Regions from separate parts of the Homo sapiens genome. Here region 1 is linked to region 2. A link is a loop called in an ENCODE intact Hi-C map of the cell type or tissue named here. Cell type or tissue: IMR-90. All regions are shown on one strand. Links, peaks and the distances in the headings refer to the core of each region. The heading gives the core; the rest is flanking DNA. Region 1 overlaps CGNL1 (cingulin like 1). Region 2 overlaps CGNL1 (cingulin like 1).

Region 1 (15,958 bases), core at 6,138-8,637, 97 kb before region 2:
TACCTCATACTATGTTCAAAATTTAATTCAAAATGAGTCATAGACTTAAATGTAAGAGCTAAAACTATTAAATTCTTAGAAAAAGAGTAAAGCTTAAATCTGCATGTCTATTTTCTATCCATTAGAAAAATATTATCTATATAAAGTTTTGGTCCATTTTCTATTTCTTTACCCCTACCATTCAAATTTAAATATTTTAATTTTAAACTAGTAAAAGCAGAATTACCAGAATCACATACCTGACATGATAACTAAATATATGACATCACTCAATTTATTGGAATTAGGTATGCTCTTGATTATTTCTCAGGAACAACAACTCATCTTTCCTACATGTTATTTCCCTGTTATTTGAGTAACTATGTAATGAGTATCTCTTTCCTACATTCAGTGATATGGGTGTGCATAAGTGTAATTTGTAACATCAGTAACTGGATTCACCATCTAACCTTCAATTCATGTTTAATTCTATTATATAGTATTTCCATAACTTTGGATACTTTAGTCAAACTTACACTTTTCATCAATTATAAAAATCAAGATGTTAATTAAGATGTTATATCAACTGTGACAATGAAGACGTTAAAAATTCCGGACTAGACAGCACTGGGCCCACTTATAGACAGGCTGTTGTGAGAGGTCCTTGAACAGCTACTGCTTCAATTTCAACCTGGCCTCCTTTGGGTAAAGCAGCAACATGGTAAGCAGCTCTAGTAGAAAAACCACTCTTAAAATACTGTTTGTAGATTACATTGACAGCCCGGAAGTCATTTGTGTCAGCTAGCCAAACAGTTGTTTTTGCCACATTAGTGAAGTCACAGCCTGCAGCTTTCAAAATATCACCCATGTTCTTAAGGGCCTGTTTAGCTTCTTCTGTTACCCACTCTTGGCACAAGCTGTGCACTCGAAAGGTTCATGCCTAGCTCTCCTGAAATGTAAAGGATCCCGTCAACTAATGCAGCTTGACTGAAGGGACCAGTGTACCCTTGGGCTTTCTCAGTGTTGATCACCTTTATGATCAAGGATGACATGGCTAAGTCTTCTCTCTTGCACCCCCTTCAGTAGAAGCAGTCCCTACACCAGTTCTGCTCACTTCTCACTCGACTGCAGAAGAAGAGAAGGTCTTCATGACCTTGGATGAGGAAATGGTTTCTTAGATACAACACAAGTACCAACAGAAAAAAGAGTAAACTGGACATCATGAAAATTAAAAATCTTTGCGCTTCAAAGGATAGCATTTAAAAAGTGAAAAGACAATCTGAAGAAGGGGAGAAAATTTTGCAAATTAAATATGTACTAAGAGACTGATATCCAGAATATATAAAGAACCATTACAACTCAGTAATAAAAAGACAACCCAATTTTAAAATAGGCAGAGAATCTGAACAGATAGCTCTCCAAAGAAGACATACAAACGGCCAATAAGCACATGAAAAGATACTTGATATCATTAGTTATCAGAGAAATGCAAATCAAAGCCACGATGAAATACCATTTCACACCCACGAAGATGGCTATCATAAAAAAGGCAGATAATAACAAGTGTGGGAGAGGATGTGGAGAAATGAAGACCCTCAGGCATTACTAGGGGAATGAGAAATGGTTCTGTCACTTTGGAAAACATTTTGGGAATTCCTCAGTTATTTTATGACCCAGCAACTCTACTCCCAGGTATACACGCCAAAGAAATGAAAACGTCCGTCCATGCAAAACCTTGTACCCTCTGTATACTCGAAAACTATATCCAGAGACTGTAGAATATTGGTGACTCTCTTTGAGAGAGGTAATCTAAAGGTTTTTTTCTCCCCACTTAGCCTATCTGGCAGCATTTGAACTTTTACAGCAACTCTGTTTCTCAGATCTGTACATTAAGAGAAGTAAAAAACCAGTAAAGGCAAAGTTCTCAATAACAGCACAATCTACAAAGCTAGCAACTCATCACAATTCTAATCACTTGGTTCTGTATAAATATCTGCCTCAACATGGATCTTTTTAAAATATAAAATAACCTGAACAAAAGGAAAATCTGAGTATATAGATTCATTTGGTAACAACCAATGACACTTATATTATTACCAATATCAGAGAATGCCAACCCTTAAGAATTCCTCAAAATGCTTTTGAGAAAAATATGTATCCTAACCCAGTATGTCAGTACTGGCCAAATGGTCCCACTAAGTATCACTTTTGCCCAGAAAAACAGCAATAAACCAATCCTCCTCTTTTACCTTTTTTTGACTCTGTATACCTGAAAATAAGTAATGTTGGCTGAAGTCAAAATAAGCTTTAAAAAAAAAGTTGAATAAGCTCAAGAAAAGAAAGAAAAAGTTGTTCTTTGCAACTCATTTACCATCTTGGAAAAACCCATCTCCCAAGGAGAAGTACTCTTGTTCTTCATAATATGAATTTGCAAATATTCATCTCTTCCCTCCATCAAAATGCACACATACAATAAACTGTCTACTCCTAGTCTTTCTAGTTGCTGGGCAATTAGAGTTTAGTGTGGTTGCACTGGTAATAAAGGTATTTTAAGTTTGTACACTTAGAAGCTTCATTTGCATCAGGAAATAGTTGAACTGGGCTGGGAAAACTAGCAGCAAAGAAGTAGATAATCTACATAATACCTCAAGCATGGCTGGTAGGGCCAGGTCTACAATTATTGTGACATCTGTAAGAAGTTCTAAAACACCACTCCCAATGGAAATGTAAAACAAGGACAGAATGCAAACAGCCTCCCCCTCAGGAGCATGCAACTATTGCAAGCAGCTGTTGGGCCCAACCAAAATCAGTAGCTTCAGCCTAGCCTTTCTCTTGTGCCAGATACCCCTCTTTGGGTGTCCCACAGATGCCTCAAACTCAACACGGTCAGATTCAACATGCACAAAATGGAAGTCCTCATCCCACTTACCACTCCAAGACATGGACCTCCTCTGTTCCTTCTCAATGCCTCCAATATTCACCAGTCACCTAACGTAAAAGCTGAAGGTCACCCTTGACAAGCTGTTCTCACTCATTCTCTCCAATCAATCCACAGCTGTGAGGAGGGACTTCAGTTAAAAGGCTAAAATTTTGGGAATAAGAGAGAGGAAGACTGGACGGACTCATGTGAGTGACAGAATGGACCAGATTTGGTGATAAGAACAGTTTATAACTCTTGCAGAAGCGCCCAGTATCTGTCTGGCTTTCCAACTGTTTCTCTCTTTCTCGCTGATTTATTTGACCCCCTCTTCCTTTCCCCCCACGACCTCTTCCCTGACTCTTTGCAGTGATATCATTCCCATTTCCACAAAGAGAAACAAAGTCATGTGGCCCTAAAGTTTGGTTAACATTTTCTGACAGATGACCTAACACAGAAGAAGCAGGGAAGGTTGACTGGGACCAAATTCCTTGACCACATCTATTAGCTGATCCCTGAAAGAAGTGAAGTTTCAGGCCTCAGCATGGTGAGCCTGCCCCTGCCCTGGAGCACCAGTAAGGCAGCTGATTCCACAGGTCACCACCTCAGCCTGCCTGAGTCAGCCCGGGCCCTGCTCCTGACTCACCCTCACTTCTGATTCCAGACCCCTGACTCAGCTACTCACACATTCCTGACTTCCTGGCCCTTGACTGGTTTGCTGACTTACCTTGGCAGACCTTTGAATTTCTCTAGGGGCCAATGCTAGACTATTAGGAGAGGTTAGTGAGACTGGGCACCAGAAGAAAGAAATGGCACGTGGCTAAACTCCTTTTAAATCAGCATCTGGAGAGCTGTGCTGCTGCCATCAAAGAATGGCATACAGGACATTCTATGTACGTCTATCTGAAAAGATCCTCCAAATGTATTGTGAGAGAGGAAAAAGGTGGTGTCAAAAGTATGATCCAAAATATATTTTCTTCTACTCTATACTCTTATGCATTGTTCAATTTAATTTAAAGCAAGCTTTTTCTATCATTTGTTTTTACTAAAGCAACTACAAAATAAAAAATTCCACACAATTACAATTTGAATGGGAAAAAGCCTCTGTGGCAAATACTATGACACTTCACATATCCTCCACCACTTACTTTTAACATGAAAATATAATTAGATTTGTAAACCACCAAAAAGGATGTATTCCTATTTTTTGTATAACTCAGGCTGTGAATAAAGATAACTTGTCCAACTAGTAACAATATTTCTATTGCCAAAGGAAAGAAAAATCATTTATTTTTATCCTTCAGGTTGATTCATATTTACTATTTTTGAAATCTCTTTCTAGCAAAATATACAATCTTTTCAAGAATATATACCAAGATAAACCATATCCTGAGCCATAAAACAAACCTCAACAAATGTAAAAGGACTGAAATCATACAGACTGGTTTTCTAACCAAAATGGACTCGAACTAGACAACAGGCAAACACCCAAGCACTTAGAAATTAAACAACACACTTCTAAGTAATCCATGGGTCAAAGAGCAAGCCTCAAGAAAATTTTGTTTTAAACACACACTGACCTGAATGGAAATTAAAATAAAATATATGGCATTAAATGTTGATACTAGAAAAAAGGAAGTCTGAATTCAATAATCGAAGCTCCTACCTCAAGAATCTGGAAAAGGAAGAGCAATATAAACCCAAAGCAAGCAGAAGGAAAGAAATAATAAAGAACAGAAATCAATGAAACTGAAAACATAAAAAAAATAGAAAAAAAAAAACCCAATGAAACGAGAAACTGATTCTTTTAAAAGAATGAGTTCATATCCTTTGCAGGGACATGGATGAAGCTGGAAACTATCATCCTCAGCAAACTAACACAGGAACAGAAAACCAAACACTGCATGTTCTCACTCATAAGTGGGAGTTGAACAATGAGAACACAGGGAGGGGAACATCACACACCGGGGCCTGTCAGTGGATTGGGGGGTAAGGGGAGGAAGCTCATTAGAAGAAATACCTAATGCATGCGGGGCTTAAAACCTAGATGATGGTTTGATAGGTGCAGCAAACCACCATGGCACATGTATACCTATGTAACAAACCTGCACATTCAGCACATGTATCCCAGAACTTAAAGTAAAATAAAAAATAAAAAATCTAAAAACCACTAATCAAATGTTAACAAAAAAAATCAGTAAGATTGACAAACTTCTGGTAAGACTGACAAAGAAAAAAAGGATAAAATACAAATTACCAATATCAGAAATTAAACAAGATATATTACCACAGACCCTGCAGACATCTATAAACAACTCAACACACATCTGACAACTTAGATGAAATAGACCAATTCCTTAAAAAGTACAAACTACCACAACTTATGCGATATTAAATATAATAATTTGAATAGCCTCATAACTATTAAGGAAACTGAATTCATATTTTAAAACTCCCCCAAAAGAAATGTCCAGGTCTAACTGGTTTCAGTGGAGAATTCTACCTAGTGTTCAAAAAAGAATAAACATCAATTCTACACAATCTCTTCCAGAAAATAGAAGAGGAAGAAATCCTTCTCAGCTCATTTAATGATGTCAGTATTATTCAATATCAAAATCCAAATAGTATCCTAAAAGAAAGGAAAACATGAAAAAAGGACTATAAGCCAATATATTTCATTAATATAGACACAAGAATCCTTAACAAAATACAAGCAAATAAAAGTCAGCAATTTTTAAAAGAATTATACAGTAGGATCAAGTGAAGTTTATTCCAGGAATGCTAGGCTGGTTTGATAGTTTAAAATCAGGAGGGAAAAATCACATGATCATATCAATAAATGCAGAGAAAGCATTTAACAAAACTCAAAATCCATTCATGATTTAAACTTTCTTTAAGCTCCAAACAAATTATGAATAGAGAGGAACATTCTCAACTAAAGAGCATCCAATTCACAAAAGATCTATAATTAACATTATATTTAATAGTAAGAAACTGAATACCTCCCCCTAAGACTGAGACTAAGGCTGGGATACCTGCTCCCACCACTCTGATTCAACATAGTATTGGAGCTTCTAGCCTGCGTAATAAGGCAGGAAATAAGTAGCAAAAGGTATATAGATCAGAAAGCATCAGAAAGCAAGAAATAAAACTGTCCCTGTTTGCAGATGACATGATTGTCTATATAAAAAATCCCAAGGAATCTACCACCTCCCTGTCACAAAAAAAAAAAAAAAAAGAAAACTTTGTAGAATATGTGATTTCAGCAAGGTAAAGAAATAAAGGTCCTGATATAAAATAAACATAAATAAAAACATACAACTGCATTTCTGTATACTAGCAATGAACAGAAGGATACTAAAATGTAAAAATATACCATTTATAATCACTCAAAAACATTAAACCCTTAGGTATAAGTTTAGCACAACACATACAGGACTTGTATGCTTGAAAATACAAAATCAAATGATGAAAGCAGTGAACATCTAAATAAATGGAGATTTACTTAGACCATGTTCATGGACTGGAATACTCAACATAGTCATACTCAACCTATCAAAACTTCAGCAAAATTTGTATAGATACAGACAAGGTAATTCTAACATTTATATGAAAAGGTAGGCCAGGCGCAGTGGCTCACTCCTATAATCCCAGCACTTTAGGAGGCCGCGGTGGGCGGACCACCTGAGGTCAGGAGTTCAAGATCAGCCTGGGCAATGTGGTGAAGCCCTGTCTCTATTAAAAATACAAAAAAATTAGCCAGGCGAGGTGGCGGCTGCCTGTAATCCCAGCTACTTGGGAGGTTGAGGCAGAAGAATTGCTTGAATCCGGAAGGCAGAGGTTGCAGTGAGCAGAGATCATGCCATTGCACTCCAGTCTGGGCAACAAGAGTGAAACTCCATCTCAAAAAAAAAAAAGAGAGAAAAGAAAAGAAAAGGTAAAGTAACTAGAATAGCTAAAACAATTTTAAAAAAGAATAAAGTGGAAGATTCAGTCTACCAGATTTTAAGACATAATATAGCCACAGTCATCAAAACTATGTGATACTGGTAGAGGGATAGACACACAGGTCAATGAAACAGAATAGAGAGCCCAGAAATTAACACAAAAATGCCCAACCCACTTTTACAGAGGTTCAAAAGCAATTATTGCAGGAAGAATAACCCTCTCAACAAATGGCGCTGGAGCAACTGGATATTCACAGGCAAAATAAATAAACCTCAAACTAAACTTCCACCTTACACAAAATTTAACTCAAAATGGACTGTGAGCTTAAATGTAAAATGCAAAACTAAGAAACCTTTAGAAAACAAAAACACAGAAGAAAATCTCTGGGATCTAAGGTAGGAAAATAATTCTTAGACTTGACACCAAAAGCACAATCCATAGAAGGAAAAACTAAATTGGACTTCATCAAAACTAAAGACTTGTACCTTTCAAAGACCTTGTTAAAAAGGTTTTTTGTTTTGTTTTGTTTTGTTTTGTTTTACTAGAGATTGGAAGAATGTCTTTACAAACCACATATTTGACAAAGTGCTCATATCTAGAATACATAAAAAATTTTGAAAACTCAACAGTTTAAAAAAAAAACAAACCCCAAACAATCCAATTAGGAAATGGGCAAAAGACATGAATAGATATTTCACCAAAGAGGATATACGTGGCAAAAGAGCACATGAAATGACATTCAACATGATTGGCCATTAGAAAACTGCGTAAAACCACAATATAATATCACATATACCTATCAGAATGGCTAAAATACAACATATTGACAATGCCAAATGCTGGGAACAATTCAGAGAAACTGGGTCACTCATACATTGCTGTTGGGAATGCAAAATGGTGCAGCCATTCTGGAGAGTAGTTTTGCAGGTTCTTTAAAAGCTAAACATGTAATTACCATTCATCCTAGCAATTGCACTCCTAGATATTTATCTCAGAAAAAAATTAAATCACATTCACACTCCTAGATATTTATCCAAGAAAAAAATTAAAACATATTCACACTCCTATTTATCCCAGAAAAAAATTAAAACATATTCACACAAAAAGCTGTGTTCATAGAAGCTTTATTATAATAGTACAAAACAAGAAACATCCCATAAGTCCTTCAATGAGTGAATGGTTGAACAAACTGTGGTGCATCTATACTATAGAATACCACTGAGCAATAAAAAGGAAAGAACCTGTTGATACATGCAGCAGCTTGGAGGAATCTCCAGAGAACAATGCTGAGAGAAAAAAGCCAATTCCAAAAGGTTACATTCTGTATGATTCCATCTATATACCATCCTGGAAATGATAAAATTTAAAAACCAGAGAGAAGTACACTAGTTGGGTCAAGGAGGGATGGGAGGGAAAGCGAGATGGCATGGCTATAAAAGGACAACATGAAGAATGCGGGGAGTGATGTAAATGTTCTATATCTCAGCTGTATCAATGTCAGTATCCTGGTCATGCTATTGTACTATAGTTTGCAATACATTACATTTGGGGGAAACAGGATAAAGGGTATATGGCATCTAGCTGTATTTTTTTTTACAATTGCATATAAATTTATAACTATCTCAAAACGTTTGATTTTTTAAAAATTCTTTTTTAAACTTTGCCCATCTTTAAAAAAAAAAAAAAAAAAAAAACCCCAGGTCTTTCCTGGATCACTGGCTTGACTAACAAACATACTATTTATTGGTTGAGCTGATAATTTCTGGATACAAAGAGAAGGCATTTAAGGTGTACTGTTCATTAAGGAATGATTTGGGGGAAATAATAGAAAATCTACAATGACATATCAAACAAAGTTGGTTTCAAGAGGAAGGGGGATGGCCTAAACCAACTGGTGAGAGTAAGAAGGTTCCAGATCCACTGAGTAATGCCCCAAGTTCACAGACTGATCACTGGAAACCAAAAGCATACCTGTCTCCTCTTTAGAAGGCTGTATAAATTCTCAGCCAGAGCATACAATTTTTTTTAATGAATATTAGTTTCATTCTGAAAGACGGGATATGGGTCATTTAAATTCTTCTGATGTCTTTCCAATGATCTCTTCAAACTCCTGCCCAAAGACCACTAGAGACAGGTACAACTAACTGGACTATGGTATTTTCCCCCACAGACAAATGATGGTTGTAACTTTTTAAAGTATTACATTCAATGCATATTTTCTTTCTTTTTTTCTTTTTTTGAGACAGAGTCTCACTCTGTTGTCCAGGCTGGAGTGCAATGGCAGGATCTCAGCTCACTGCAACCTCCGCCTCCTGAGTTCAAGCAATTCTCCTGCCTCACCATCCCAAGTAGCTGGGATTACAAATGTACACCACCACACCCAACAAATTTCTTTGTATTTTAAGTAGAGACAGGGTTTTACTATGTTGGCCAGGCGGGTCTCAAACTCCTGACCTCAGGTGATCCACCCACCTCGACCTCCCAAAGTGCTAAGATTACAGGCGTGAGCTCCTGGCCTCAATGCATATTTTCATACCCATGCTCAATGCTGTGGATAGAGAGACCCTAGAAATAAGAGGTATAAAAATTACCCATCTCAGGTGATAAAAGTTTCATTTATCCTCTTCTAGAGTCTCACAGTTCACACTTTATTTCAAAAGTCACTTATTTAGTAACCACATACTGCTAATACTGCAATAAAACCAACACTTGCTGCCACAGCTCTTTGGGATAACCGTGAGCCAAAATTCCTGGAGCAGAAATCTCACCTGGCATAATATGTAGCTCACGGCTTCTCCTCTGTCCTTTGCTGTCACCCTCTCATACCTTTCAGACTCATCTTTTCCCCCTTTATCCTCTAGATATTTAGCTCAAACTCCTCTTTCACTTCTTGGTGCTACCAGCTTCCCTGCTTCCTCTCCACACCACCTCCCATCTTCTCACTATCCCTTTGCACTTTTCTCCTTCCTGCCTCCCCTGTACCTCATTCCCATCATACTTCAAACTGCTCTGCCTGTTTTGTTTTGTTTTTTGTTTCTTGAGAAGTTTCTTCAAACTGCTCTGCCTGTTTCATTTTGTTTTGTTTTTTGTTTCTTGAGAAGGAGTCTCATTCCATCACCCAGGCTGAAGTGCAGTGGCACAATCTCGGCTCACTGCAACCTCCACCTACTGCGTTTAAGCGATTCTCCTGCCTCAGCCTCCCAACTAGCTAGGATTACAAGCATGCACCACCATGCCCAGCTAATTTTTGTATTTTTAGTAGAGACAGGGTTTCACAGTGTTGGCCAGGCTGGTCTTGAGCCCCTGACCTCAGGAGATCTGCCCGCCTTGGCCTCCCAAAGTGCTAGGATTATAGGCATGAGCCACCATGCCCAGCCCCTTTGCCCATTTCTAATGCTGATTGTTTCTATTGCTGGGCACTAGTCAGTCCCCAGGCCTCTTCCCTCTAGCTCCTGCCCTTCCTTTCCCATGACCCCTTTTTCTGGCTTACTCTGTTTTTCACTCCCATCCTCCACACCCTCACCTTGGTCCAACTGCCTTCTCCAAAAGTACATGCATGTTTACAGAGCGTGTATTTGTTGGCTGGATAAAGGTGCCAGCCAATGTACTGGAAAAGGCAATAAACCAGGGACCCAAAAGCTGGATGTCAGAACCATCTCAAACAACTCCTTGCACCTTCCTGGAGAGCTGGGGGAAGGAGAGTGGCAAGTGGGCTTCTGCAGTGCTTTGCAGCTAGCTATTGATGGACAATTAATCAGATTCTACTTAAGAGATCAATAAACAGATTAATTTAGATACTCCCTAATAAGGTAAGAATCTGGGCCAGGAGCTGTAGCTCACACCTGCTATCCCAGCACTTTGGGAGGCAGAGGTGGGAGAACCACTTGAGCCCAGGAGTTCGATACCAACATGAGCAACACGGCAAAACCCCATCTCTAAAAAAAATACAAAAAGTAGCCAGAGGTAGTGACACTCACTTGTAGTCCCAGCTACTCTGTAGGCTGAGCTGGAAGGATGACTTGAGCCTGGGAGGTCGAGGCAGCAGCGAGCCATGATTATGCCACTGCACTACAGCCTGGGTGACAGTGCGAGACTCTCAAAAAAAGAATCTACCCTTGGGTCACCATGTATCCTTTCACAGTCTAGGCCTATCTAGCAGCTAATGAGACCTTTTAAGCTATTAACAGCTTTCCACAACACACCACAAGACAATCACTGCTCTGGAGCAGGCTTTATTTCAGGAAAGGGAGGTAGCAATGTCTACAGTGAGAGGATCCCATCCAGTTAAAGTGCCTTCCAGAAGGAGCTGTGCTGTTGACTTGAGGATGTTTAACCAGGTGAACCTTCTCGCAGCACCAGATGCAAAAGATTCGGAACTTCTCAAGAAACAAAAGCTGTGAATTTAAAATGAAAGAAGCTTGGGGGATGGGGAGGCTCTTCACCTGCAATATCTACCAGGCCCACATGTTGTTCTGCCGCCTCTCCTACAGAGCATCTTGATCACTGTGGCCTTTGTCCTCCTACCACAATGAGCGGCTCCCATGGAGAGACAGGCCCCTGACCTTGTGTGCCCTCTTTGTGAGCCCCATGAACACCATGAGCCCACGGTCCTGGCTGCTGGATGCAAACAGGGCCGGATGTACAGGAATGTCAGCCGTAAACTCAGAGACAGGATTAACCTCAAAACAAGAAGTTATTTTGGGGCCTTACTATCCTGTTAGTTAAATGACAGGCCAGACTCTAATTAATTTCTACTAGTGTTTTGACAAGGTCAACACCAGTGGCTACACAGGGGCAAAGTAAATTATTAACCCTCCTTCTCCACTGGGCCTGAATCAGCCAGAGAGTTCACCACCTGCCAGCCACGTTTTCTCTCCAGTTCAGCAGCAGGAGGGGCATGGTACACAGCACAGGCATCTGCTTCTGGCCTGAAGGGTCACTAAGACAGCTACAGGAAGTGGCAATGAGTTGAACCTGCAAGGGAAACAGTTCACAATGGGACGGGGAGAAGGAAGCACTGCACACAGGGTAGGAGCCTGGCATCCTGGTGCCTCCAAAACCCCAAAACCAAGCAGCAAAGGAGCCATGGAAGGCTTCTTCTCACAAAAAGTCATAGGCTTAGAGTCATGAAATGCCTTGACCAGGCAGAAAGAGGTCCCTGTAAATCAGAGAGCATGAGGGGTCCAAAGAACATACCTTTCCTTTGGACTTGGCATATGCTGGACTCAAGTTTAGGGTCATAGTTATAAACCCAACTGGCTCAAAATACTTCCCCAGATGGACTCTATCGGACAACCTCACTGCCTATTTTCCAAAGTTTACTAATGCCTTGGTTCTTGCTCCAAATACATGAAGAACCCAGTGTTTTCCAACGAAGTTTGCTAGCATCTAAGTCTTCGTTGCACTGTCATCCAGCAAACACTTTGCAGAGTAGATGTCTTTGGGCTCTTGGACAATTCAGGGATGGAAAAAACAAGATTTTCCCATCCTCCTGCACCACGTCTCCCTGAATGCTTTCAGATCTATCTCTAATGCCACCTTCTCTGGACTCTATCATTTATTTGCTTGACTTCTTTGTCCCCAGCCTTATTTCAAAAAGTCTTTGAAGCACGTCCAGCCTTTTATTTCTAACTGTAAGGGGACTCAATGTTTCCCTAAACCCAGAGACTGCCAGTATTCCTTCCCACTAGACCACACACTTGAGAAACATGTGCAGAAATTTAACAAATAAAACAAAAAGAAAGAAAAAGAAGGGAAGTGTTAAAAGGAGAAATATGTGTGCTTGGCCATATTCTCTCCTTCATCTGTAAGTTCCCCAAGGATAAGGCCCGTGCATGACTTTGGAATTTCCTGAGGAATGGAACAAGCTTCTCCCAGTCCCCAACTCCTACTCACTGCTGACAAAACAGCATTACTTTATTCATTACTGTGAAAACTGCTGCAGTCACCCTGTGGAGCAAACACCTTGCCCTTTATTTTGTCTTTCATGAAACTAAACTAATAATGCTGGTTCAAACAAGTTCTGTTCCCTAGAGATGACTCGGACAGAGGGATTTTTCCATTGCATCTAACTTGGACTTGTTCTGGCCCACATTTCCAGAATTCTAACGTGTGGTCACCGTGAACACATGACTTACTCTGTAGCTAAAACTCACTAAACCACATCTAATCACTTCAGAGGCCGCCTACTACTCTGATGGTTTCTACTGAATTCTTCTGTCACCAACTATTTGCCTAAATCCATTTACATCTATCCAGTACCTCAAGTAAATAAGCACTCAAGAATATTTGTTGAATGAATAAATACATGAATGCAAACAAAACTATTAGCTGTCTAAGGTAAAACTATAAAAGGCATAAAAATGAATAAGGAAAATGGTTACCCCTAAAGAGGTGTTCAAGTCTCAGAGGAGAACAAGACATACTTTGGTTCAAGAAGTTCCCTGCGTCTAGAATGTCCTTGCCCACCCATAAGTCACCTTGCTAATTCCCACTGCCCCCAAGACTCACCCAAGCCTCACTCCCTCTTAGGAACCCGCCCTGGCCTGCCTACACGGAGCAAAGTCACCCTTTTCCGAACTTCTGCTTTCCGTGCCATATGCCAGCTTCTCATGCCCCACACCGAACTGGCTGTCAGCTTTCTTGTCTGTCTCTACTAGGCTGGGGAAGAGTTGAGAGCAGAGGCCACCTTGTCCATCTCTGCACCCCAGATTTCGCATGATGCTTGATGTGTTGAGTAAACAAACAAAAACTACAGGCAAAGCAAAACACAATAAATGCCACCCGAGGGACAAAAGACCCTGGGGATTTCAAAGAGAAAGAACAGCAGCTGCTGGGTGGACCCAAGAAGGAGATGTCATCTGACCTGAGCCATGAAGGATGGCACGATTTTAAATGGCGGAGACCATAGCTCGGGGGCTGGTGAAGGATGTTGGGGACAGACAGGCTAATATGAGCCGGGGGAAAGAAGAAAGCAAGCAGGGAGACCACTAGGGCACACGCAGAGAATCCAGTGAGAGAGCACAGGACAGCAGGTCAGAAAAGACAGTCTGAGGCTGGAATACGTACAGCCCTGGGAGGATTATTTTCCCCACTGCAAGAAGAAGATTCTTTGGGATCAGAGATGTGGTGTGTCAAAAGTATTCAGTCACTCCATCTATTGCTCATTAACTAGGCTTGGGGTTGCACAGCAGGCATTTATGTAAAAAGAGAAGAAAAGAAAACACACACACACACACACACACACACACACACACACACACACACCACACTTGTATATACATAGATCCCAGTTTCTCAGAGTGACATGATTGACATTTTGGGTCAGATATGTCTCTGTTGTGGGGACTGTCCTTTCTTGCAGGTCAGGATTGCAAAGCAAAGTCCCAGAGGTGGCTAATACGGAGTAACAGGGCACACTCTTCTGTGGAGGTGACAGGGAATCCTTTAGTGTGGCTGGCACCAAGCTCACCAGGGACAACAGTGAGGGCCAGGGTTGCAAAGGCAGGTGGGAGCCAGGTGGTGGAGTGCAGGCCTTGGAGACCAGGCAGGACTCTGTAACTGAAGGGAAGCCACCAGGGACTTGTGAGGGTGGCCAACCTGCGGCAGGTGGTGTGGTCAGAAGGGGGCAACACAGTTGGGGAAATAGGGAGATGGCTGCTGAGGCCTGAACCAGGGCAGCAACTGTGAGAAAGGAGGTCAGAGGATGGAACTGAGCTGCTGTGGATGTGGAAGCCACAGACCTGGGTAGCAGACAGAAGGTGAAGGTCAAGGTCAAGGCAGAGGCAGGGGCCCCCAGTGACAAAAAATTAAAAATACTTCACTAAACTTAGGACTTCTTCTTGACCTGCCTTAGGAGAGGTGCAGATCAATACTCTTATTTCACTGTACATGGAATAAATTCAAAAGATATGAAAGGTTTACACACTGTTTTTTGAAAGTTTTCCTCTTACTCCATCCCCCTACATATCCCCAGAAGTAACCACTATTGACTAGTTATCTCCCTCTTGAAATAATCCATATGTGCACAAGCACATATGCATGTATAGCAATATATTATGTATGTTTTTTATAACACAAATAGTATCCCTTTACAAGAGAGGAAATAAAAACAGAGAAAGACTAGGAGAATTCTATGAAGTCAATGACAAAGCTGGGTTTAAAACCCTGACCTGTCCTTAAACTATGCGGGTGTCCTTTATTTACCTCTACACATTCTGATTCACTCATACAGCAAATACAGGGCATTCTGCAAAGTACTGACGATATGAAGGACAAGACACCCCTCCTTCAAGATGAGGAGCATGACATATCACCTAAGAGATATAGTCCAGCATAACAAGGACTAAACCAAGGGCATGGCAGGATGCTGTGGGTTCTGCTAGAGCCAGTGGCTATCAGAAAATGCAGCTTCAAAGAGATGGTTTGTCAAAATGTTCTATCAGTTGTTTATTCCCGCATAACAAATTGTCCCAAAACTTAGCAGCCTAAAGTGACAAACATTACCTCACAAAGTTTCTGAGGGTAAGGAATCAAGCAGTGACTCAAAGGCTGGGCACGGTGGCTTACACCTGTAATCCCAGAACTTTGGGAGACCAAGGTGGGTGAATCACCTGAGGTTAAGAGTTCGAGACCAGCCTGGCCAATATGGTGAAACCCCGTCTCTACCAAAAATACAAAAATTAGCCAGGCGTGGTGGCACACACCTGTAGTCCCAGCTACGCAGGAGGCTGAGGCAGGAGAATCGCTTGAACCCGGGAGGGAGAGGTTGCAACTGAGCCAAGATCACACCACTGCACTCCAGCCTGGGCAACAGAGTGAGACTCTGTCTCAGAAAAAAAAAAAAAAAAAAAAAAAAAAGAAGAAGAAGAAGAAGAAGAAGAAGTGACTCAATCAGGCAGTTCTGGCTCAGGGTTTCTGATGAGGCTGCAGTCAAGATGTTAGTCAAGGTTATAGTCATCTGAAGGCTTGACTGGGGCCAGAGGATCTACTTCCAAGATGGCACACTCACATGGCTGTTGACAGGTGGCTTCAGTCCTTTGCCACATGGGGTTTTTCGCAGGCTGCTTAAGTGCACTTACAACATGGCAGCTGGCTTCCTCCACAGCAAGAGAT
Region 2 (15,958 bases), core at 7,771-10,270:
TGGTGCGTGCCTGTGGTCCTAGCTACTCGGGAGGTTGAGATGGGAGGATGGCTTGAGCCTAGGAGGCTGAGGCTGCAGTGAACCATGATCGTGCCATGGCACTCCAGCCTGGGTGACAAAAGGCTTTGGCTTTAAAAAAAAAAAAAAAAAAAGTTAATACATGTTAAGTACTTAGAACAGTATCAAGCACTGTTTAGTGACATAGAAGTGTTAGTATCATTAATTGTTATCATACTTTCTGATGCAGATGCAGAATTCATGTAAAATTACACCACTTAGTCACAAAATCTGCAGATATAATATAGACTGAGAAGCAGATAAGGATATATACTAAGATCATGTCAAGTAAGCATGACATTTGGTCTTTAGAGTAATACTTATGCACACACACAAACACATGCACTTTCTCTCTCTCTCAAGAAATTTAACTCGGGGCTACTCTGGAACATAACGTACCAATGATCTCAGATTCTTTGGATCCCAAAATGATCCCAAAAAAAGATGTTAAATATTACTTTTCTTCCAAGTATTTCCAAGAACCCATTAAACACACACATGCATAAATACACACACACACTGAAAAGGTACACTTGTTTTCTGTATTTCAAAAGCACACTGGAATCATTCCACTGCACATTTGAGGAGCAAAGTGGATGGTGTTCAAACACAAACTCTTCACCCTGCAGCAGAGGAGGCCTACTAAGCTTTTACATTTTCCTCCAATTGTGAACACTGAAAGCTTTTCATTTTGTTCCAAAGGAAATGATCTTACCATAGCTCAACGATATTATCATTGTCTGAATAAAGTGGGTATCCGGTGGCCATTGCAGAAGGCCTCAATGCTAAAACCCAAGGGTACAAAAGTTAAAAGTAACTCAATAGAAATGTCAGTTACAACATTCTTTCTTTTGATTTATGAGCATCAAACTTAGAACCCTGGAGCAAGGGAATTAAGACTATGGCACAATGTAAGGGTAGTACTCTACCTCCCCTCCTTCCACCCTTGCCATTAAAAAGGCCTTCAATACCCATTTTATTTTTGTATATGGAAGAGAATTAGACTTGAAAATACCACTACATATAATTCTTTCATCTCACCAACAGGCATATTCACACTCTTCTACTAATACTGGCCAATCAGGTTGAAAATCCCTATCTCACAACTGTTATCTGTGTCACATCATTAAGATAACAATTTTTTATGTATTAGTCCAGGGTATCAAAGAACTTTATTTTTCCTTTAAAAAAAAATGACTGTTCATTCTACACTTAGTAGACTTTAAACATCTAGACTCCATTCAAGCCACAGACTATTAACACAGTTAACATGAGATGGTGGTTTCTTGCCTTTGCTCTACCCTCAGTTGTAAAAACCTTATACAGCTTTATTATCCAGATCCTGGGACAATAGCCTTCAGTAGGAGACAGATGATGAACAGAAGGTCTCATACTTACACTGTTTCCTTAGCAATGAATTAGATTCTGGGAGCTCAAGGAAAAGGTAGGAAATGACAGTCATACTTCTTTGCAAGATAAATTTCCAGCAGAATGTACTTTCTTGCTGACTTGAGCTGCTTGGTTGGGTTTCAGCCCCTCATAAAGTTGTGTTAGGTCTTGACCTAAACATTCATTCATACTTCAAATGAGTTTTTGTCTCTACTAGGTAGAAGACACTGTGCCAGGTACCAAAAGAGATTTAAAATGACCTTATTTCACTCCTGGACTTTTCCCCTTCCCCAACCTCCCTCTAGGCTGATCACACACAGCTAAATGCACTCCTATCCTATCACATCATGTCTCAGATAATGCCCCTGTTAGGGCCTTGGTTTCCTCTCTTTAATATCTCCCACCCCTACTAAGAAAACACCTATCACTTTCTTTTGTATTATAAAGGTAATACATGCAGTGATATTTATAAAATTCAAACAGCCAAGAAGGGCATGAAATGGAAAACAAAACCACAGCACCATCCCATGGCCCAGAAATAACCAAAATTCTTGGTTCCAGAAATTGATATTCACAATCAAAAATTAAGACTTTTTTTTCACCATCTTATGGTGCTGAAAAAATTAAGACTTTTATTGTGATGGTGTCAGGTGAGGGGGGGGAAAGAAAAATGTGAAGGTGTTTATTTTTGCGAACAAAAAAATGGGATCTCAGAATACATGCTGATTTGCATCTTTTCTGTTCTTTCCTCTTTTCCTGCCTGTGGACATCACTCTGAATAAGGATATGGAATAAGGATACGATGGGTGGAGCAGCAACAGCCACACTGAGATCATGAGGAAACAAGCTTGAAGGCAAACATCAAACACTGAGGCGAGGAAAGAGGAAATAAGCCTGGGTCTTCAAACTAACTCCCCCAACAGCCCAGACTTTGGACTTCTTGTTTACATGAGGTAACAAATGTCATTTTGAAATGTCTTATTTAAACCACTTTTTAACCACTTTTTGCTGTTTTTATTCTTATGTAAACCACCTTCAACTGAGTTTTGTTTACTTGCAAGTAAAAGCAGCCCCATTGCCAAACTGCTCTCTAGATAGAAGCCCAGTGAATTTATAATCCCACACTCAGCACATGTGAGAGTGTCTGTCTCCTCACACCCTTGGCTTTACAAGGTTTTGGTCCCCATCTATTCCTGGTTCATTTTCACAAGTGGCTAGAGCCTTTTCTTCCTCAAAGTCTAGCAGCTCTTCACTAAAGAAATGGCCCATTGCAAAGCAGTAACAGCAAGGCTGCTTATCATTGGCCAGTATTTCACTCATTCTGCTTCGCCTATGTCATCCCTTATGGGCACGAGGCTCACATGGCTTCTTCCAAAGCAGACTCTGTCATCACAGGGCCAGAATATACTATAACACACAACACCAGTCCGGACTCTGCTAGACTATGACAACCACAGGGTGTGGAAAGACAGACCCTAGACTGGGAACAGGGTGGCCTGGCTCTCATCTGCCATTTTTGAGCTGGTTGGCTGAAGACAAGTCACCTCACCTCCTGAAGCCTGTTTCTTTGGATGTAAAAGGCAGGGTCTGGAAGCTACAGCCTAGGATCCTTATGAAGATTGGGACATGGTACACACAGGCACTGATGCTAACCTGTCACTGACTATTACAGGTGGGACTTAGGCTGAGGCAAGCCCCTGGCCTCCTTCAACACTGTGGTCCTTCTTTGTCCTCTTTGCCCTCTCAGCTTGTCACACTCCTGCCACCACAGCTGGCAGCCTGTCAGGTCATGATGGCTAACCCGAAGAAAATCAGGCCCATCCTTCTGCTCCTCCCACAGATAGGCAGCACTCCCACGAGCCCCATCGCAGTGAAAGGATATGATCAATGTCCAGCCAGCCGAGAGGCAGCGCATGCCAGCGAATGTACAGGAAATGCCAAGGCCTGGGCTGGTACCTGCACCAAATGCATATGATTTTTCACCCAGTCAGCCTAGGTCTCGCAAGCTCCCAAAAGGCTAGTTTGGCCCAAACTGCTCTCTTCCGTCTTATTCATTCTCTACCATTGTGAATGAAATTATTGTTCTCAGTGCTTTGCTCCTCCATATACATCTACCTTCTTTGCCATATGACTTCGAGTTACCTCCTACTAGAACTGGCCAGGTATACTTCCTCACCCTGCTGATGTGGGGCTTGACAATGCAATTTGTGTTGGCCAAGGGAATCTTGGCAGAACTGACAGTGGGCTGCTTATAGACCAAAGCTTTAAGAGGCTTCCAGCATTTCTGCTTGCCTTCTTATGCCTCTGTAATCTGCCCAAGGCAAGCTGGCCCTGCATATTTGTTGCCCCTGCAGCCTGGGCTGCTGAATAAAACACATGTGGAATAGACCTCAACCCAGATGGAAGCCTGGAGTCTGGCTTGGCCAAGTGAAGCACAGCCTGGCTCAACCAAACCACACCCAACCAACAGCTGAGCGAGGGGAAAATGAACCTTTGTGGTCATAAAGAACTGGGATCTGGGGCCAGGTGCGGTGGCTCACACCTGTAATCCCAGCACTTTGGAAGGCCAAGGCAGGTGGATCACCCAAGGTCAGGAGTTCGAGACCAGCCCGGCCAACATGGCAAAACCCTGTCTCTACTAAAAATATAACAATTAGCTGGGTGTGGTGGCACGTGCCTGTAATCCCAGCTCCTTGGGAGGCTGAGATAGAAGAATCGCTTGGACCCAGGAGGTGGGAGGTTGCAGTGAGCCAAGGTGGCACCACTGTACTCCAGCCTGGGCAACAGAGTGAGACTCCATCTCAAAAAAAAACAAAAACAAAAAACTGAGATCTGGGATTGCTTGTTACACGGCAATATTAAGCAGCAATATCCAATACAACCATTGTAAGAGCAAATATAACTAAGTTTGCCTGGCACATAATGACACACGATGATAAAATATTTACGCTTATGTTAAGGAAATCTGAGTCCATTTATCATTCAAACACATACAGAGCACTCCTATACATAAGGCACCAGGCAAGGCCCACAGGACACTGAGTAAAAAGAAAAACACAAAGGTAACTAACTCCTGCACGTGTCTTTTTGGTCAAGCGTAACTCCAAGCTTCCTAAATCCTATTGGGCGAGAGGGAAGGGTCTGTGTTGAAAAAGTGTCTGCTCATTTCATTCATTCATTTACTATCCTGGGTTAAAACACAAAAGGCATGAAATTCAACATCTGTGCATTTAAGTGAACTCTTACATTTGTTGATAGCAGAATCTACTTTTTCTACAAATGTACTATTCACTTAAAAGACAGTTGGAAACTACAGGTTTTTTTGGTTTGTTTTTTGTTTTTTGAGATGGAGTTTTGTTCTTTTTGCCCAGGCTGGAGTGGAACTTGAATCATTTTTAATGAACTCCTTGGTTCCACTAATCTTCATTTATTTCCTGAGCACTCTGATGCCCCAGGCACATGATTTTTAACTTTGCTAGAAAGCAGCACACACATCATTCCTAGTTCCAAAGCCCAGCTGCCCAGGTGCAGCCACTGATCACGAATTATTTTAAAGGGTAGTTGACATCCCCTCGTGCCCAAAATTTAAATTTAAAAAGAAAAAAAAAACACCTCTCTATAGTTTGACTCCGAAGTCTTCATTTTTACCTTTAGAATTTTATTTCATCTGCAAATGTGAAGATTCCTCCTCTAAAGGACAATGGAAAAAGACAAATTTCAGCCAGACTCCTTCTTCCATTCACCTCCACTCAGAAAGTCATGGGAGACTCCCACATCTAATAGCCTTTGCCATGAAGTCTTTCCAACAATCTTTTGGAAGTCTAAATAAAATCTAGATCCACTGGTTTGTCCTTCTTCCCACATTTATTCTCTCCCTCGGAGAACTTTAATAGATTTGCCAAGCATAATTTCTCCATCTGCGAGTCATGTTTTCTTCAGAGTCCAGTAACATCACCCTGTCCCATGGACTGCACAAGGCTGCCAGGTATGCAGGCAAATTAGCTCTGATAACAAGAAGCATTTCTATGATTCTAACCAGAAACTCACCAAAGTGAAGTGTCAGTACAGTCGTGCGAGCACACATATCTACAGCTACCTCTGCAGACACTGCTCTGAGCACTGGACACACAAGAATTCATAGAACAGAACCCCGGAGGGAGGATTCAGATCCGGGCAGTCCAGGCCCAGAATCCAGACTGCTAACTGCCCACCTTGGCAACCTCTACAAATCACCAGTGCGTGTCAGCAGCTCCGGGCTCCCCTCACCCTCCTGTCTTCGTCCAGCACAAAGGAAAGACCACCCTAGAATTTTCTTTATTTTAGCTTTTCCCAGGACTCCTCTAATGACAACTCCGGAGTTTTCCCTGAAGCTAAAGCAGCCTGCTTCCTCTTCTCGGGGCCTACTCACCTCTCCAGAATCAGAGAAAAAAGTAGAGCCTCCTCCAGCTCTCAGACCCTAAGGCCCCAGAATCTCAGGAGCCTGGCACTGCTCTCCTAAATGCTTTAATCTCTGCCCACTGAAGCCCCCCGACACTGCAGATAAGGTCAGAAGTGGGGCAGGGTAACTGCCCTTCCCAGGTAGGGAAATGCTTCACCTCCTTCCAGTCCAGTCTCTCTCCAAGGAGCTGGTTTTACATATCTATGTGGCTTTCAGCCTTTCTGAATCTTCTACTAGTGGCAGCTGAGGGGGGCAGGATAGCCAAGAATGTCCTCCACCCCCTGCCCAGCCCCCATCTCTGAACCCAGTCTGGGTCAATGACAAGCTACAAATCTGGCCCAGGCCTCCACCTGGAAATCTAAAGCAAAGGATATTATTAAAGTCACAGGTTAAGGATCACTCACTCCACAGCTCCTCATTTAGAAGCCTGCAGTGGCGTCAAATGTAAACACTTCCCAAGAATGCTTTAAAACAGGGGGAGGTTTTTATTAAACGACTTAATTGAGGGCCACTTCTCATTGTGGGAAGCTTTTAAACTGATGAATAAAAGGGGCCTGGTGGTGTTTTCCAGACACTTGTTTTTAAAACCTGTCACGCAGAGTCATGGGGAAATGAAGCACCACTCAGGGCCCCTATGTGTGCTCCTGCTGCTAATTCTTTCACAGAAGTAAGATACCTAATAAGACCTATTCCCCAGCACCAAGAACCTGGCATGAGGGCTTCATTCCACATTCATTTCAAGGGTCATTAGAAGTACTGGATGGGAAAAGTGGAAAAAATAAGGCTGGCCAAGAAGGATCAAAATCAATGAAGAAAGACAGTTTAAAACTTGAAAACAGGGCATGACTTCAGAGAACCACAGGCCTGATGACACTGAGGCTTGGGGTGCTCTGCAAAAAAGACACCAGGTAAAAAGTGGTGAAGTGCTGGTGCATGTTACAATACACAGATGGCACCTTGAAAACATTATGCTAAGTGAAAGAAGCCAGATGCAAAAGGCCATCTATTGCATGAAATACATTTATATGAAATATCTAGACTAGGCAGTTCCACAGAAACAGAAAATAGATGAGCGGGCTCGCAGGGAGGGAGTGGCTGGGGGAAGGGAGGAACGTGGAGTGACTGCTCTACGGGTCCAGGGTTTCCTTTCAGGGGGATGAAAAAGTTTTGGAATTAGATAGTGGTGATGGTTGCACAACATTGTGAGTGTACTTAATGCCACTGCACTGTACACTTTAAATTGGTTAAAATGGAGATTTTATGCTGTATTTTGCCACCAAAAAAAATACCAAGAACCAGAAAGATCCTTTTTCAGCTCCTAAATCAGGAGCAAGCTCTTCATCTGAGTAAAAATACACAAGCTACAAGCCAACATCAAATAGTATTTTACTAACAGCAACTCATTTATTGAGCTAAGCTCCCATCTTCACCGCACACCTCACAAGGACCAGTCGCTGAAGCCTCGCACCCATCTTCAGCTGGGTGTTATCGTCGTCACTGTCGTTATCCTCATTTTACAGGTGAGGAAACTGAGGTGCAACGAGGTGAAGTAGCTAACCCAGGGTCACACAACAAGCACGGGAAAAGCCAAAGGTTGTACACAGAGCAGCCTGTGAGTGGCTGACCTCATGCTGTCAACCACTGGGCCACACTGCTTCCCGAATCACACACCCTGCTGCAGGAACTATTTGGGGGGCCTCCTACTATGCCCGTAACACAGATATTCTTTGTTGAGCCCCAACCATTTTAGTGTCCTTGACTGAAACGGATCCCGTGAAAAATGCCTTCAAAAGGCATACCTTAGGAATCACACAGCACATTCACATACGTAGAGCTAGTTTCACACGTGCAGAGTCAGAGCAACATGACGAGATGGGAGGGTGACACAATTACCTATCTGCCCTTTAACAGGGGAGAAAAGCGAGGCTCACAAGCCTGTAGCAGCACAGGCCCCACTCCACCAATGTCCTCTGCAGGGAATGGGTTTAACCACCCCACAGGCTAAGTGGTTTCACTGGTTTTAGCATGGCTATTTATATGTAAACGATGCAAGCAAGTTTCAAATGAAGTTAAGTCATGTTTAATGGAGAGAAAAGGAGGTGTTCCCACCTCAGGGGCACCTGTGGGGAAACCCAGAGGCATCAATAAAACGTTAAATTCCATTCTTTCCACCCTACTTAAGAAAGGAGGGATCTTTGTCCCTGGCCAATAGCTCCCTTGGATCAGAGATGTTAAAAAGAGCTACCGTTGTTTGAGGTTCCACTTTGTCAGGGTTTCTTAGCCTTGGCTCTACTGACATTTTAAGCCAGATAATTCCCGTGGGGGACTGTCCTTTGAATCAAAGGATATTTAGCAGCATCCTTGGCCTTGGCCCATTAGATGCCAGGAGCCATCACCACCCCAGTCATAACTACCAAGAATGCCCCCAGATATTGTCAAATGTACCCCCGGGTGGGGAGGTTGGGGGGACCCTGTTTGAGAACCACTGTACTATGTCAAAGAGATATGGCTTGACTGTATGGGGTAGGCATTACATCTATTTTACAGAGGAGGAAACAAACCTGAAATGGAAGAGGAACCAAAGAGCCATCACTCCTAGTGATCGTCAAATAGAGCTTCCAATCCAAGTGAATGAGACCTTTCTTTGCCCCACAGTGTGAAGAAGGAATGAAAATACAGGAGATGAAACTACTTTATTTTTCTCTGTCACCCAGGCTGGAGTGCAGTGGCACAATCTCAGCTCACTGCAATCTCCGCCTCCTGGGTTCAAGCCAAGCTGGGAATGCAGGCATGCGCCCCCACGCCCAGCTAATTTTTTGTATTTTTAGCAGGGACAGGGTTTCACCATGTTGGCTAGGCTGGTCTTGAACTCCTGATCCCAACTGATCGGCCTGCCTCAGACTCCAAAACTGCTAGCATTATAGGCGTGAGCCACTTCACCCAGCCCAAGGTGAAACTACTTTCTACTAGCTCATGCATTTAAATGTTAAACAGGAAAATGGATGGTGGACTTGAACCTTACCAGGTATTTGGTCCTCAACTGCAAAGAAAATATATTCTGCAGACCCTGATGACAAGAGCAGCCCCGAACAATGCATGGAAGTCTGAAGGGCCTCCCTGATTCACTCAGTAGTCTGCAAGCTGGGTGTCGGGATGCCCTTCAGATAAGAAATGCTTTAAGCAAACAAGCAAAAAATGATTCACCATGAGAACTTGAAATGCATACAAGACAGCATGCTTTTATCAAAAATTCTCTCCTGTTATTTTTGCAAAACACTCCCCACACACTCTCACTTTACTTAAGGCTTGTCTGTTTTTCTGTTTAGATATCACTGTGGCTGCTAGAGACAGAGGAAATACAAGGATGTCAAGTTTCAAAACACTGTCTTTCTTCCTTCTTCCACAAAGCTTTATTGAGCACCTATTTTCTACCAGACACCAGGTATACAAGGTCAGTAAAGAGGTCTCGTCTCTTTAAAGGTTTGTTTGAAAGTTTATGGCAATTTTTTTAAAAAAGAAAGAAAATAAAGTTTATGGGAATTCAGACACATAAACAAAGAGCACTTATGTTGTTCTCATTGCCAAGATAAAGGCATATACAGGCTATCAATAATTTGTTGAAGAAATACGTGGGTGAGTTCAAGGAATGAATGAAGAGCAGGTGCAGCATCCAGGCCTCTATGCCTAATGAGGTGGTAGTTGTTAGCATAGCTCAGAGCCGGACAGCAAGGGTTTCAACCCTGGATTTCAGCACTTTGACAAGTTACCCAATTTCCCGTGGCCTTGTTTCTATCGCCTGTAAAATGGGTTTATGATAGCACCTATCCCATAGAATTGCTATAGTAAAAGCTCTAGGATGGGGCTGGAGGCAAATGCTATGGGAGCATTTGCTATTATGAGAATTACTGATCTTGGGCAGGTCTCCTGGAAAGTGTCTGGCAACTCTCTCCCTCTTTTGTACCCCATCCAGCTGCCTCACACCCAGAAAGTTGGACTCAGGCCTGCAGGGAGAAGCAGTCATGCCATGAGCAAGCCAGGCCTGGAGAATCAGCTAACTGGTGGGTCTTATCTCCTACCCACTATTTCCCCTCTCCCTTCACCCTACCTTCTCCTCCCAACCCACCCACCCCACTCCCCAAAGCTTATAGGTGGCCCAAGGCAGCACAGACTGTTAGGGCTGAGCTAGTCTGGCCACAACCAGACCAAATGCATTTAAGCCCCAAACCTGAAACTCACAAGTAAAAGAAATCTTAAGTTTGGGCTGGGCACGGTGGCTCACGCCTGTAATCTCAGCACTTCGGGAGGCCTAGGTGGGTGGATGGCTTGAGCTCAGGAATTAGAGACCTGCCTGGGCAACATGGCAAAACCCCATTTCTACAAAACACACACACACACATAAAAATTAGCCAGGCATAGTAGCCTGCATCTGTGGTCCCAGCTCCTCGGGAGGCTGAGGTGGGAGAATCACTTGAGCCTGAGTCTGGGAGGTTGAGGCTGCAGTGAACTGTGATCACACCACTGCACTCCAGCCTGGCCAACAGAGTGAGATTATCTCAAAAAAAAAAAGAAAAGAAAAGAAAAGAAAAGAAAAGAAAAGAAAAGGCAGATGTGGTGGCTCACGCCTGTAATCCCAGCACTTTGGGAGGCTGAGGCAGGCGGATCACGAGGTCAGGAGATAGAGACCATCCTGGCTAACATGGTGAAACCCCATCTCTACTAAAAATACAAAAAATTAGCCGGGCGTCGTGGCACGTGCCTGTAGTCCCAGCTACTCAGTAGGCTGAGGCAGGAGAATGGCTTGAATGCAGGAGGCGGAGGTTGTGGTGAGCTGAGATTGTGCCATTGCACTCCAGCCTGGGCAACAAGGCTGGGCAACTCTGTATCAAAAAAACAAAAAAAAAAAAAGGAAGAAAGAAATCTTAAGTTTGTTAAACTCCACCCTGCAATCCCTTTGCAAGCTATTTTCTCTCTCTCTCTTATCTCTCACTCCATTCTTTATCAGGTCCTCTCCAGCACCTAAAGCTTTCACAGTAATCACCACTCTAAGTGAACATTCCAGGTTTTTGATACTTGATTAGGGCAAGGACGGAGGCTAATCAACTTTTCAGCTGCTGCTGTATAATTCTGAGTAAGTCATTGTTTATAGAAAGGAAGATAAAAACCACACAGGCAAAAAAGGTGGGGAATCAAACCTTTTTTAATACTGTCAGCTACAAAAGAGTTCAAGGATATATATTAGTTCATAAGATATACTAGAACCTCTTCATGACTTTGAAAACTGGGCCATTTCCTTTTCTTTTGTAATCAAGTCAAAAGAGCCCCATTGTTGAAAGTTTAACAGTCCTAGTTGGAATACCCAAACTCCCAGCCTTAGAGAGGAAGGGGTCCTCACTTGGAAAATGGGACTAACAACACTCCCATCACAGGATTCCTGGATAGTCCTGGTCACAGTCGTTCCTCTTCCCTATGTGGACTATAAATTTGCAAGGGAAAACAGAGGGCCTGTTTTGAATGCAATGAAACACAAAGATAGAAAACTAAGGGAAAAGGTCAAAAACAAGAGAATTCTTGAGGCCAAAACTAGAGGTCATCTTACCTCAATCTTCCAGCAAAGAGATAAGTAACAGGAAAAGATTATTAACAGTCGAGGAGCTTTACAGACCTAACACACTACAAAGCAATCACCTGAACGATTACGTACTCTACCAAAGCAAAGCAGAAATCCCTGTGATTGGGCAGCAGGGAAGAAACCCTGCCCTGTAAACAAAGAGGCTTCTGGCCAGGCTGGCAGAAATATTGCACGTTCATAACAAATGCTCTGTGCACTAATCCCAAACACTCTAACTCCATGACGACCCTCCGCTAACTCCCTGGAAATGTTCCTTGGAGCTGATCCTTCTCGGGTTGAAATATTCAGCTAGTGCTCATTGTAGTAATGAACATTCATTCACTAGCCCTTTTTTAAACTCATCTCTAATTATAACTCCATATGGCCTCTAAGCCCTTACTACCTGTAATTTTAAGAGCTTGAGGTAATTACTATGCAGCAAAGTTTTGTTTTTGTCGCGAGTACCACATAAACAGGAATTGGATGTGCACAGCTTCGTTTTATTCTAGAATGCCCAACGCTGAATTTTGTTTTTAATCTCTTACCCAACAACCAATTATCTACAGAAACTCAGAGGTTTGCAGAACTTGAAGAAGGGTGGAAATCACGTCTCTCTAACCTAGGATGTGGGACCCGTTCAGAGACTTTCTGCACAGCCTAATCTACCCTCTTCTTTAAGACACCTAGAAAAGCAGCAGTCCATAAATTTCCCTTGGGATCACAAGGTCGCAGTGGCCTTTAGCGGAATACTTTCTCTTTAGGTCTGAACTGATTTACTATTTTCCTCTACCTCACGTAGAGGAAAATAGTAAAATTCCTATTTACACGAGGTAGAGGAAAATAGTAAATCAGTTCAGACCTAAGGAGACTGTGATGTTAAAAAATAAACAAGGCACTGAGAACACAATTTCTTAATCAGCTCAGCTTAAGAGGAGCGAGAAACAGTAGAGAGAACTTAGCTTTGTATTCAGACAGACCAGAGTACTCTCGAACTTCAACTCTGCCATTTTATTTTTGTTGTTTGTTTTTAAGACAGGGTCTCACTCTGTGACTCAGGCTGGAGTGCAGTGGCATGATCATGGTTCACCGCAGCCTCAACCTCCTAGGCTCAAGCCATCCTCCCATCTCGACCTCCAGAGTAGCTGGGACCACAGGCACGCACCACCACACCAGGCTAATTTCTGTATTTTTTTGTAGAGGCGGTATTTCAGCATGTTGTCCAGGCTGGTATTGACCTCCTGGGCTCAAGGGATCCACCTGCCTCGGCCTCCCAAAGTGCTGGGATTACAGGCATGAGAACTTTGCCACTGTCAACTACTATGCACCTTTGCAGGATTCAGCACCTCCTTGGGCCTCAGTTTCCTCATATGTAAAATGAGGTCACTGCCACCTGCCTCTCAGGAATGTAAAGGGTTTACAGTAATGAACGAAAAGTGCTGAGCATGCTACCTGGCACTTGAAAGGCAGTCAATAAACAAATAGTAACTATTATAACCATGAGGTTATTAGCCCTATGGGTCAGCTATTTGGAAACCACCTACCCAAGGGAAAAACAGTGTGAAGTCCAGTTTTCAGCCTGCCCAAGGAAGCCTGAGCTACAGCAACCATGGTATGATGAGGAACCAATGTCTGCCCATTGGCAGGAGCCATAGATACAAACCCAACCACTTGCTCCAAAAAGTGCTGCAGCTGCGGCTTTCACACTGCACTTTGCATTCTCCTTTCAGCTCTGTTGCGGAGGTAGCCGCTACTAAGCTTACTTTACCAGTTACTAATGTGCCAAAAATGGATCCAGCCACATTCTCCATGAGCTTCCCACTCCCAGGAAGTACCCCTGTTCAGTAGACTCCAGAAGCAAAAGACACCTGCCAGAATCTGTTCTCTTCCTCCACCTCCCACCTCCCCTTTGCATGATGGATACCTGCACCCTTCTCGCTCCTGGAGTCGGACATTTCCAAAATCAGTCATTTGGGGTACGGGCCTAATAGAATAAGCTTTAATGTAAACCCAAGTAAAGCATGTCTTATGCCTCCTGTGCCAATGAATTGAGGAGGCATCTACCCAGGCGAGGCTAGCCAGGTGCCCCACAGTACCCCACGGGCCACTGTGTTCCTCTTGATTAGAAAAGTTCCTAACTTATTGCAACCCAGGGTTTACATCCCCACCTGACTCAGGCCCCTTAAGGCAGGAACCTTATCCTGTTTACCAACAACTCTGGGTAATACATAGCTTTTGCTAGTAACAGGGGCTACTAACAGCTGGGCACAGTGGCTCATGCCTGTAATCGGAGCACTTTGGGAGGCCGAGGCAGGTGGATCACCTGAGGTCAGGAGTTCGAGACCAGCCTGGCCAACATGGTGAAACCCCATCTCTACTAAAAATACAAAAATAAGCGGGGTATGGTGGCGCATGCCTGTAATTCCAGCTACTCAGGAGGCTGAGGCAGGGAGGATTGCTTTAACCCGGGAGGCGGAGGTTGCAGTGAGCTGAGATCACATCACTGCACTCCAGCCTGGGTGACAGAGCAGAGTCTCAAATAACAAAAACAAAAAGACACCTTAGTGTGAATTTAAGATGAAGCACTATCTCCCCCAAGGATATTGGCTTGAGGGATGCAGGAGGGTGCATGAGGAGAGAAGTACAGGGGGCTGCAATCGGGACACGGGGGACACCAGGCTGAAAACACTAAGCCTTCCCTCCTCGGTAAAGGTCAGTCAACCCTGGTGCTATTTCCATCCCCCACCCCATTCCCTTTTTTTTTCTTTTTTCCTTTTCCATTTTCAGGATTTTCATGTCATAACTGGTTTCTTGATAACAGCAATGTCACATGCCTGAAAAAAGTAAGCACTTGGTCATTCAGAGAAAATTACCCAATTTTTGGTTTCCCCTTGAACTTTGTTTTCCTGCTCTGATGCCAACCTCTCAGCCATGCCACCGCCCTTTAGTGCCGAGATCAGAAGATGAAAAGAAAGGAAAAGCATAAAATCAGTTGGATATTTTTAAAAGGCCAATGGCATCTCTTAGATAAATGGGTTTCACGGGGAAAGAGAGTTAGGAGGCCATTAAATTTCTTTAACTCTCCCTCACCCATCAGCACAAGCAAATTAAACAAAGAAAAAAAGGAAGCCACCAGGGCAATAAATTCTTAACACAAACCCAAGGCCTTTTCTAGTTGCTGTATCCCCTTTCCCTAAATGAAAAAGTATCTCACTAACCCTTTCTTCATATTTTTCTTCACTTACTTTCTTCTAATCACTTTAGGATATTAGAGCTGCTACTCCAAAGTGAGAAATTGCAATAAATGTGCTTAGGCCCACATTTACATAAACTTTTCTTTTTGGGGGGGTAGAGTGTATTATTATATTCACAGTGTAACTATTGCTGTTCAGGGGTGACTTTTCAGACACCATGAATTCAACAGCATCCTCGAATAAGCATTTTTCTTTTCCCAATTGAGACAAGATTTGGAAGTTAACAAACCATTTAATAATATGGCTTCATTTTGTTGGCATGGTCTCACTCACTCACACACACACACACAAAAAAAACAGTAGGAAAACACTTTCCATATAGTCTTGCTCCCCAAAGGGTGATGATTCGGGTCAGGGGACACCCTGTAAGACAATGCGCTGCATGTAACCTCCATTTCAAGCCAAAGCCAAGACAATGAAGACGGCTCCCACAGGGTGCACACCTCCAGCAAGTGAATACAGTAGTAGCAGCAGAGCATGGTCGTGGAAGTTGGGGAAAAGCGAGAAAACCAAGTGGGCAAAATTATGTCATTTTTGTATTTTTCAAAATGAATGTTCTTTGGACTTACATTAGCAGCTAGAAATGAATGTAAATGTTCTTTCACTTCAGCAAGGCATTCTTGGAAGGATGTCATCCCACTGTTAATAAAAATACAGGCGGGGCACGGTGGCTCATGCCTGTAATCCCAGCACTTTGAGAGGCCGAGGTGGGCAGATCACCTGAGGTCAGGAGTTTGAGAACAGCCTGGACAACATGGCGAAACCCTGTCTCTACTAAAAATACAAAAAAGTAGCCGAGCATGGTAGCGGGTGCCTGTAATCCCAGCTACTTGGGAGGCTGAGGCAGGAGAATCATTTGAACCAGGGAGGCCGAGGCTGCCGTAAGCTGAGATTGCACCATTGCACTCCAGCCTGGGCGACAAGAGCAAAACTCTGTCTCAAAAAAAAAAAAAAAAAAAAAAAAAAAAAAAAAAACACATAGAGGGCCACCCCCTAAGAAAAACTTAAAACCACTGATTTGTGGTCAGGTAGCAACATCAGGGTGGAAATTTTAATGCAAACATCATATTTGGGGTACAAAAGTAAATTAACCAAGATCCCCGGAGACTATCACATTACTAAAAAGGGCAGTGAAAACACATTTTCTTGATAAAATATATGACCTAATTTAGCCAATATAAGCATGGTTACATTTTCCTTAGTCCTACTTCTCTA

Evidence for each region. Peaks named below come from ENCODE experiments on the same cell type or tissue, not always from the same donor. Only the 100,000 strongest peaks of a DNase experiment are listed, where the experiment ranks them.
Region 1: it touches region 2 in a loop (2.1-fold over the local background); 2 of 110 quality-filtered maps call a loop at or near these places.

What each region holds. Positions count from the first base shown.
Region 1 is chr15:57,473,645-57,489,602 of GRCh38, reverse strand. All of the region lies in intron 8 of CGNL1 (cingulin like 1), which reads right to left. It also overlaps the pseudogene RIDAP3. Among named protein-coding and RNA genes, the nearest start is that of CGNL1, 110 kb to the right of the region's middle. RefSeq lists enhancers at 2,952-4,151, 13,941-14,440. In IMR-90, for the core only: no CTCF peak of the experiment used is centred there; no DNase peak of the experiment used is centred there.
Region 2 is chr15:57,378,124-57,394,081 of GRCh38, reverse strand. The region is part of intron 1 of CGNL1 (cingulin like 1); the gene reads right to left. Among named protein-coding and RNA genes, the nearest start is that of CGNL1, 9.6 kb to the right of the region's middle. RefSeq lists an enhancer at 5,924-6,508. In IMR-90, for the core only: no CTCF peak of the experiment used is centred there; a DNase peak (open chromatin) is centred at 9,081; H3K27me3 peaks cover 593 bases.